Linked DNA regions of Homo sapiens: all the other regions are linked to region 3. A link is a contact called in ENCODE Hi-C or POLR2A ChIA-PET data. All regions are on one chromosome and are shown on one strand. The core of a region is the stretch at or near the end of the contact, and the rest is flanking DNA. Distances in the headings are between cores, read along the strand shown. Region 1 overlaps SPEN-AS1 (SPEN antisense RNA 1). Region 2 holds the start of PUM1 (pumilio RNA binding family member 1). Region 3 holds the start of HNRNPR (heterogeneous nuclear ribonucleoprotein R).

Region 1 (2,825 bases), core at 144-2,643, 7.5 Mb before region 3:
TAATTTACCTGAGTTATCAGGCTACTGTAACAGATTCCAAATTTCCACTAAAACTAATAGTTTTACACTATTTCATTTTCATTGTGCAGACAAAAAAGAAAAAAAACACAGCATTTAAAAAAAAATTCTGTAAGCTCTCACCGCCAAAAGGAAGGATAGGCCAGGCGCGGTGACTCACGCCTGTAAGCTCAACACTTTGAGAGGATCTCTTGAGCCTAGACGCTCAAGACCAGCCGGGGCAACATGGTGAAACCGTCACTACAAAAGGTTAACTTAGCCCAGCGCCAGGCACGGTGGCTTATGCCTGAAATCCCAGCACTTTGGGAGGTCGAGGCGGACGGATCACTTGGTCAGGAGATGGAGACCATGCTGGCCAACATGGTGAAACCCCATCTCTACTAAAAATACAAAAATTCGCCGGGCGTGCTGAGGCGTGCCTGTAGTCCCAGCTACTCCCCGAGGCGGAAGTTGCAGTGAGCCAAGATCCACTGCACTCAAGCCTGGGTGACAGAGCGAGCCTCCTTCAAAAAAAAAAAAAAAAAAAAAAAAAAAAGCCCAGCGTGGTGATTCGCGCCTATTCTCAGCTATTCAGGAGGCTGAGGTGGGAGGATAACCTGAGTCCAGGGAGGTCGAGGCTGCAGTGAGCTGTGATTTCGTTACTGCAAAAAACAGAGACCTTGTCTTAAAAAAAAAAAAAAAAAAAGGATAGTTGATGTCAAAAGATACGGTATAAAAATTTAAAGCTCTATGCAGTGCTTTTGGTCATAATGAAACTAAATTATTTGGAATCCAAAAGCCTCTTCTCAGATATTTCTTTCATCTGGAAGCCATCAAATCCTGATCGATTCCTTCAACAGATGTTCTTTTACCTTTTCATCCTATCATTATGAGCTTTACCTCCTGTTACTGAAATAACTCCCTATAATTATACATAGTAAGAATATAAAGGGCTGGCTCTTCTATGTACTCACGCTGTGAAGAAAAACTTAAAAAAAATTAAACAAAAAAACCTTGTACGAAAGCAAAGGAAGAAGACAAATTTAGCAGCAGTTCTCTTGAATTTCCTGGCTTTGTTGATTTCGAACCACAAGGTTAACATTAAAACACAAAGACTCACATTTAAATATTTCTTTTGAAATCAGAAAAACAATAGCTCTTTGAAATGACGCTGGAACGCACACAATAGATTCTACTGGGTCAATGTATTATTTATATACTCATCTGAACTTTCAAAAGAAGTTAAATGGGAGATATTCTCAACAGGCAAAAATAAGATATTCCAATCTATTGTTCAAGTTTATGGCTCCGATATAAATAATGGGCTATAAACCCGTATCTGGAAAACAGTTGCGCAGTGCGTGCTTAATGGCCAGCCAATGAAAACCAACGTCTCATTCTACTCCGTCTTTCAGCACGTCAAGGACATCCCACTCCGCCTTTTTTTTTTTTTCTTTTTAAAGAGGCCAACCGCTGGGGACACCTGGTTTTGGCACCTTTATGAGGCCTCCCAGCAGCACAGGAGCTCTAAGGGGCACGCTCTGCAGTTGAGCTATTTGCAGAGCTCCATGATCGCTCAAAGCCGAGCACGCGCACGGGTTTGCTACTGGCACCAGCACAAGGCTTTAGACAGGCACTTCCCACGGCTGAGTTCTAGGCATCCCCTTTTTGAAACGTGTTCTCTCCACCCTGCAAGGGTGGGGTGAGAAATCTCACTTTCGAAGGGCTTGCAAGGAGGAAGAGAGTCGGCGCCTTGCGGATTCCCCGGCCGCGCTTCAAGGTTCACACGCCGCGTGGCAGCTCGGATGCAGCCCGGTTCCGAGGCGGTCGGCGGTCGAGACTGGGGCCTCGAGCCGAGAAGCGAAGAACAAAGCGGCCGCGTTAGCCCGCCGCCCCGAGGGACAGCCCGGGCGCGCCCGCCGCTCCGCCCACACCCCGCCCCTCGGCCGCGCGAAATGGCGGCGGCCGCACCACAAAATGGCAGTCGCTCGGTCGCGGAGAAGCACCTGCTAAATCCCGTGACTCCCTCCCCCTGCCCTGCCCCGCTAGCGCCAACGTCGTTCTCCCCGCCCAGGCGCCCCGGTCTTCCCACGCCGCCCCGCCCAGGGGCAACAGGGTCCGGAGCCCGCCAACAACGCGGCGCCTTTGTGCGGGCGCACGCCACCTTTACTCAGCCACACGGGCCCCTCTCCGGGGGGCTTTTTCTTAAAGGGGCAACCGCTGGAAGAAACGGAGCACCGCCGCCCGGGACGCCCCTCAGGCCCGGGGTTACTACGGTTTCCCCAACTCGCAGCGTTAGCGTCAGGCCACCAAAGTGAAGATGGGTGGTGAAAGGACCACAGAGCCCGATAGAAGAGAAAACCTAGGAAAAATTAGTGAAAGACGCCCCCAACCAATGCTTTGGCGGCCACGCTGAGTCCTAACGTACTGAGCCCACTCGACGGGGCCCGTGCGCACAGGCGGCTCCAAAGGGCGGGTTTCGGCTTTCCTTCCACCTCGCAAAAGTCCAGTGAGCGCTCTAGGTTTCTCATGGCTACCCCCTGCCCTCTCCCCGTGCTGGGGAGTCTCGGGGGCTGAGCAGTGGCAGAGGGAGGAGCGGCTGCCGCGGTCCCTGTGCTTTTTCTCTGGCGTGAGGGTCTCAGTGGCCTTGGGCTCTGCTTGGGCCGTGGCTTGAAGGTTGGAGGTGTCGCGGTGCGCTTGGGTTTTTTCGCTTTCTTTCAAACGCTTGCTTCCTGGCGCTCCCCACCCCCCAGCGTCCCTTTGGCTCCATCTTTCCAGAAACTTCTCTGAGAAACTCAGCAAAAAGCATCCAATTTCGCCACTGCTTC
Region 2 (2,700 bases), core at 41-2,540, 7.7 Mb after region 3:
AAGGGTCAAAATGTTTATTTTGCTTACGAAAACTGCATCGGAAGCCACATTTCTTGGGGTTGGGCCTGTCTTAGTAAGTTTTTAGGTGCTTTCAAGAAACAAAATGCTAAGCCTATTGTTTCAGAAGTTAACTGACTTTAAAACAGAACCCAGGAAAAGCTTCATAAAATCTTATTCTTAATTAATCCCAGTAATAACAGGAATTGAGCAAAATGGTATCGAGGGCTGAGAACAGTGTTTTCTTAATTGAACAATAAAAGGTAACAATCTAAGTTACGGGAGAATAAAGCCTTCTCTGGTAATGCTGTGTGTGGGTTTCTGGCTTTGTTTTTTCAGCGGGGGGGGGGGGGGGGGCTATAGGAGGGAAAAGTTACAGGAGTGTATTCCTCACTTGACGTGGGAATGGTACTGACAAGTAAAACAAATGATCTATGTTTACCAAGCATGTTTGTGAGGACTAAAACTAGTATTGTGTATCTAGATTTTCCTACTAGCAAGGGGTGAACCCCTCTTTGAGTGAAGAGAGACACCAACACCGGGAGGCTCAAAAAGGAAGAACCCACCAAAAACACAAGCTCACACGGAAACAAAAGGCCACAGCAACCCAGGAGCCTAAAAAGCATTCTGAAACTTCCTGATCGCCACTTCTCCACATTTAAGGCTCGCAAAGTTCCCCCACGGTGAATCTCGCCTGTGGACAAGGGCCACGGCTGCTTCTAAAGCGATTTATTGTTCCTCCTCCTCCGGCGCTGCCACGGAAGCTCAAGAAGTCGAAGAAATCGGGGTGGCACAGAATTACACTTCATGGCCACACAGAAGACTCGGGGCTTCGCAAACCCATCAAAAAAAGCAACCCGAATGGCAACATCAATCTTCGGTGGTTCCCAACAGGGCCAGGCAAAAATGTAGAGGCACGTCTACGCCCTGGGCTCGGGCCTAAACCCCCAGCATTTTCCTAGCTTCGACCCCGCTCCCCACCCCCTCCCTCCTTTGATAACAATAGGGGCCTTGCTGCTGACTCCAAAACATGTACGAGGAACAGCGAGTGAGAAGCCTCAGCCAGGGCCCCGGCGGCTTTTCCAAAGCCCTTCTCACCCCCACAACCACTCTCAAACACCAATATGAAGGGACAATCTGCTCGTTAGGGGTCCGGAGCAGCGTTTGGGGCCGGTGGGGTGCGGATACTCACGGGCGGAGCGGTAGGATGAAGATGGATTTCAGCCCCCCGATCTTCTCTCTCTGGCGCTCTCGCTCCCCCTTACCTTTCACTCCGACAACATGGCGGCCCACTGGGGACTGGGTTGGCGCGGTGCATCCTGGGATAGGCTCCGGCCCCGGCCCCGGCGGTGGCAGCGGCATGTGCGGAGAAGGCTGGCGGCTCTGGAACAGGTTGCCTGGTTGCCATGCCAACCCAGGGCCTGTGTGAACTCGGGAAACTCGCAGGCAACACAAACGCTGCGCGCGAGTGCCCGCCCGCTAGGCGAGCGCGCGCCGCCAGGGCCGAAGGCGGGGTCCCGCCGGCCCGCACCTGGGAGAACACGGCCTGGAGCTGGGCACGCGGGGTTGCGCCGGTGACGCTCCACCGAGTCTCGGACGCGCTCCTCGCGCCCGCCGCGCCCTCGGAAGCTTGCCCCCGAGCACCACAGCTAGCAGGGTTCGCGGACGGCCACCCGCACTGCCCTGGCCCCAGAGGTGCAGGGTTCAAACCCCTTCTCTGCAGCTTTCTAGCTCTGCGGCCTTATTTAAATCGACCTGCCTCCATTTCCACATTTGTACAATGAAGAAGAAAATAACCCCCACTTAACAGAATGGCCTGGAGGATTAAGTGGAATAATGTATGTTAAGTGCTTTTAGTCTTACTGTCTCAAACTAAACTCAAAATAGATTGAAGGCCGGGCGCGGTGGCTCACGCCTGTAATCCCTGGACTTTGGGAGGCTGAGGCGGGCGGATCATGAGGTCAGGAGATCGAGACCATCCTGGCTAACATGGTGAAACCCTGTCTCTACTAAAAATACAAAAAAATTAGCCGGGCGTGGTGGCGGGCACCTGTAGTCCCAGCTACTCGGGAGGCTGAGGCAGGAGAATGGCCTGAACCTGGGAGGCGGAGCTTGCAGTGAGCAGAGATCGCGCCACTGCACTTGAGCCTGGGCGACACGGAGAGGCTCCGTCTCAAAAAAAAAAAAAAAATAGATTGAAAACAGACAAATCGCAATACTGTAAAAGACCAGAAGAAGATATGGGGAGAAGCTCTATAATTGGAGGAGGGAAAATGTTTATACTCATGAATCAAAGTCAAAAGATCATAAAAGAAAATATTGAAAGAAATATAAACATCTGTACGAGAAGAGATGCCATCAACAAAGTAGAACAAATGGATAAAAAATATTTGCAGTACACGGCCAGGCGCGATGGCTCATGCCTGTAATCCCAGCACTTTGGGAGGCCGAGGCGGGTGGATCATGAGGTCAAGAGATCAAGACCATCCTGGCCAACATGGTGAAACCCCGTCTCTACTAAAAATACAAAAAAATTAGCCGGGAGTGGTGGCGGGCGCCTGTGGTCCCAGCTACTGGGGAGGCTGAGGCAGGAGAATCACTTGAACCCAGGAGGCAGAGGTTGCAGTGAGCCAATATTGTGCCACTGCACTCCAGCCTGATGACAGAGCAAGACTCCGTCTCAAGAAAAAAAATATATATATA
Region 3 (2,764 bases), core at 207-2,706:
GTAAAGCAAAAAGACAAGTTGTGTATTAAGTACAAGACAGAAATATTTATGCCTACCATTTCATTGCAAAGGCTCTACAAGTTGATACTGAAATTGGTTAAAATTTTCAAAAAAAGTTTGTAAATTTTAACAAAAAAACCGTAAAATAATTAGATTCCAGAAAATAAAACCTTCGGATCAAGGAAAGCCCTCTCTCTTCAAGCCAAATACAAAATGCTCATTTTGAAAAGACTTTTTATGTCATATGAGACCATTTGAAACTCATTCAAATGTGGCATTCAACACAATGCCACACAGCCAAACCATATTTCTGGATGCAGCAAATATACTAACGTGACTGGAGTCATTTGATCTAAACATTTTTGCAAAAAAAAAGGAGACATTTAAAGATTTAAAAGGGCTGCTGGGAGATTCGGGATGTCAGCACTAACTCCTCCCTGACTTTTTCTGAACCTCTCTGTGCAAATTCTTCATATTAAGAGACGGGCTTTAAAAGAACCAACGAAATGAGACTAACGGTTATCTCATGGCTTAGGAGTGTCGAGCTCTCATCCTACGACTGACTCATGAGACATCAATTCAGCCACTTGAGGACTGCAAAAATCTCAAACAGGTAGTGTGAAAGGACTGAACCTTCCAAGAAGCCCTGGGCTTTTTTAAAAATTTGGCAATACGGCCACTACCGTGTAAGAAAAAGGATCGCCTTTCCAATTTGGTGCGCCTCTGACAGTCTCAGAATTATCCATTTCAGGCGCCGCTTGGAGCCTAAGTTCTACGGCCTCTAGTAGTCATTTTTTCCTTCAAATCTCAGCCCGCGGCATGCAGAATGTGGGAGGGGAGGGAGGCTTCCCACACAAATCGGCCTTTCGGTTTCTGCTCACACAAAACTTTTCTCCCGGCTCAGATAACCCTGGGATCTGCACCCCGCCTTCCGCCCCCCACCCCCATCCCCTCAGGCCCGTCCGGATCATCAGCACATCCCTCTCGGGCTAGGCCGGCCGCGGCGGGAGCGAAGCGGCTCCGGCGGGGAGAAGCGGCAGGGCCGCGGGCGCCTCAGGCCCTTCGCGGGATCCGGCCGCATGGAGCAGCGAGCGGAGGCGGGAAAAGCACGGCCGGCCCCAGCAGGCCGCGCGGAGAGCGCCCAGCGGGCCGGACCGCGGGCTAAAGGGGCGGGGGGAGGAAGAGCGAGGGCGAGAAGCGTTTCGGCCGGGCTAGGCCCACAGCCGCGCGGGCGGACTAGACCGAAGCCGCCCCCAGCCCGTCCCCACCCCCACCCCGGGGCCTCGGAGCGCAAACGAAACGGGACCAGGCACGGAGCCCGGGCTGAGTCGGGTCGCATCGGGGCTCCCGGCCCCTCCCCCCACGGGCCGGCGCGAGACTCACCAGGGCAGAGCGGGGGCCGGCAGCCGGGCCCGTGAGAATCAGCGCGAGGCGCTTTGAAAACGACTAGAAATGGCGCGCGCGCCACCCCCTCCCCCCCCTGATGGACTGAGACGCGATCCCGGCAGCACGCGGGGTTTCCCGGAACTGCTTCCAGGGACTCCGAGCTACGGGGCAATCGCTTGGCGAGGCGGCCTGACAGGCAGCTCAGACGACCAGTAGTATCCAGGCAAAACGGACCACGCCGGACGACTCGAGAGCCAATCGATGAAGCTGCCGGCTGAACCAATGAGGGTGCTCAGCGCCCCTGGCTGGGGCGCCTCCGGGGCGGGGGCAGGCACACAAAGGGGTCTGTGGTGGAAGCCCTTGGTGGCTGCAAGGCTTGGGGGCGCTGGGTCCTGGGTGGACGAAGCTCCTCCCTCTTCGTCTGCCGCCGATGCGAGGCCGAAAATCTAGGCCTCGCGCCGCGTGGCCGCCTCCGGAGCCCCGCCCCCTATGGTCAGCACTGGCCCAGCTCCGCCATGGCGCTTGCGTCCCGCCACCGGCCGCCCTTAGCCCCCGAGTCCTCCCTCGCACCCCCGCGGCCGGCGTTCCCCCCAGACACGCCCATAGCCACGCGTTCGGGCCTCTTTCGGTCATCTTTTCGCCTCTAGTGAGCACACGATTTAAGGATGATTTGGCTCGTCATTTTGCTGAGGATTTTGTCTAGATAATCATTCCTTGGAACGATCGGAGAAATGCCTCTTTCCCTCCCTGGCTGCCGTCCACACATCGTTGGTGGCAGACTGTGAGGGAAATCGTTAAAATGACTCAAAAGCAATGTGTAACACAAGTGATAGAGCAGGGAGCTTTTCCCCACAGGGTTTGGAGCTACTTGATATTCATAAAATAAAGCAGCTATATACATCTCTGAAGCCAAAAGAGCCATGCAGGGGAAAGGGGTAATTCCCAAAGGACACTATAATTCGTGTTAGTCCTAAACCTATTTCTCACCTGCCATTCCTACTGATTTGTTCCCTGTCCTTAGTCCAAACCTGTCTCGTCTCATAGAAACCTTCCGAACTCACTTCTGTGGTGCAAGCGCTTTTTTCCCAACCCCAAACTCCAATGCCCCACCCTTAGGAAGTGGAGGAAGTCAAGCAGTGGTCTGCAGATTTCCAGATGCACTCAAGGATGATTAAATTTCTCAGAACCTACAAACCTATATTTAATTATTGAAAACGGGCGGGGCGTGGTAGCTCATGCCTGTAATCCCAGCACTTTGGGAGGCCGAGGCGGGTGTATCGGTCAGAAGTTCGAGACCAGCCTGATCAACATGGTGAAACCCTGCCTCTACTAAAAATACAAAAATTAGCCCGGTGTGGTGGCACGTGCCTGTAAACCC

What was found. Hi-C counts contacts between places; a loop is a spot of excess contacts on that map. ChIA-PET counts read pairs that join two places held with the same protein, here RNA polymerase II (POLR2A). Pooled maps may share reads with other maps.
Region 1: a loop to region 3 is called in a pooled map, with 9 times the contacts of the local background. The contact joins the enhancer-like site here to the promoter of HNRNPR in region 3. A Hi-C loop is called at or near these places in 3 of 50 pooled maps. POLR2A ChIA-PET finds 5 or more read pairs at or near these places in 2 of 52 experiments (HEK293T and activated CD4-positive, alpha-beta T cell).
Region 2: a loop to region 3 is called in a pooled map, with 17 times the contacts of the local background. The contact joins the promoter of PUM1 here to the promoter of HNRNPR in region 3. A Hi-C loop is called at or near these places in 2 of 50 pooled maps. POLR2A ChIA-PET finds 5 or more read pairs at or near these places in 2 of 52 experiments (K562 and activated CD4-positive, alpha-beta T cell).

The regions. Positions count from the first base shown.
Region 1 is chr1:15,833,023-15,835,847 of GRCh38, forward strand. SPEN-AS1 (SPEN antisense RNA 1) reads right to left here. Exons shown (of 2, transcript NR_024279.1): 2 at 1,193-2,825. Among named protein-coding and RNA genes, the nearest start is that of SPEN, 13 kb to the right of the region's middle. RefSeq lists a silencer at 1,847-2,076 and enhancers at 1,966-2,825, 2,517-2,626, 2,817-2,825. Within about 2 kb of position 1,394, at least 41 of the 41 ENCODE cell types and tissues checked have a DNase peak (open chromatin) inside an H3K27ac peak, as active enhancers do.
Region 2 is chr1:31,064,427-31,067,126 of GRCh38, forward strand. PUM1 (pumilio RNA binding family member 1) reads right to left here and starts at 1,291. Exons shown (of 22, transcript NM_001020658.2): 1 at 1,190-1,291. RefSeq lists enhancers at 948-1,267, 1,135-2,049 and a silencer at 1,378-1,597.
Region 3 is chr1:23,342,828-23,345,591 of GRCh38, forward strand. HNRNPR (heterogeneous nuclear ribonucleoprotein R) reads right to left here and starts at 1,457. Exons shown (of 11, transcript NM_005826.5): 1 at 1,384-1,457. RefSeq lists silencers at 930-999, 1,010-1,369, 1,880-1,999 and an enhancer at 1,390-1,974.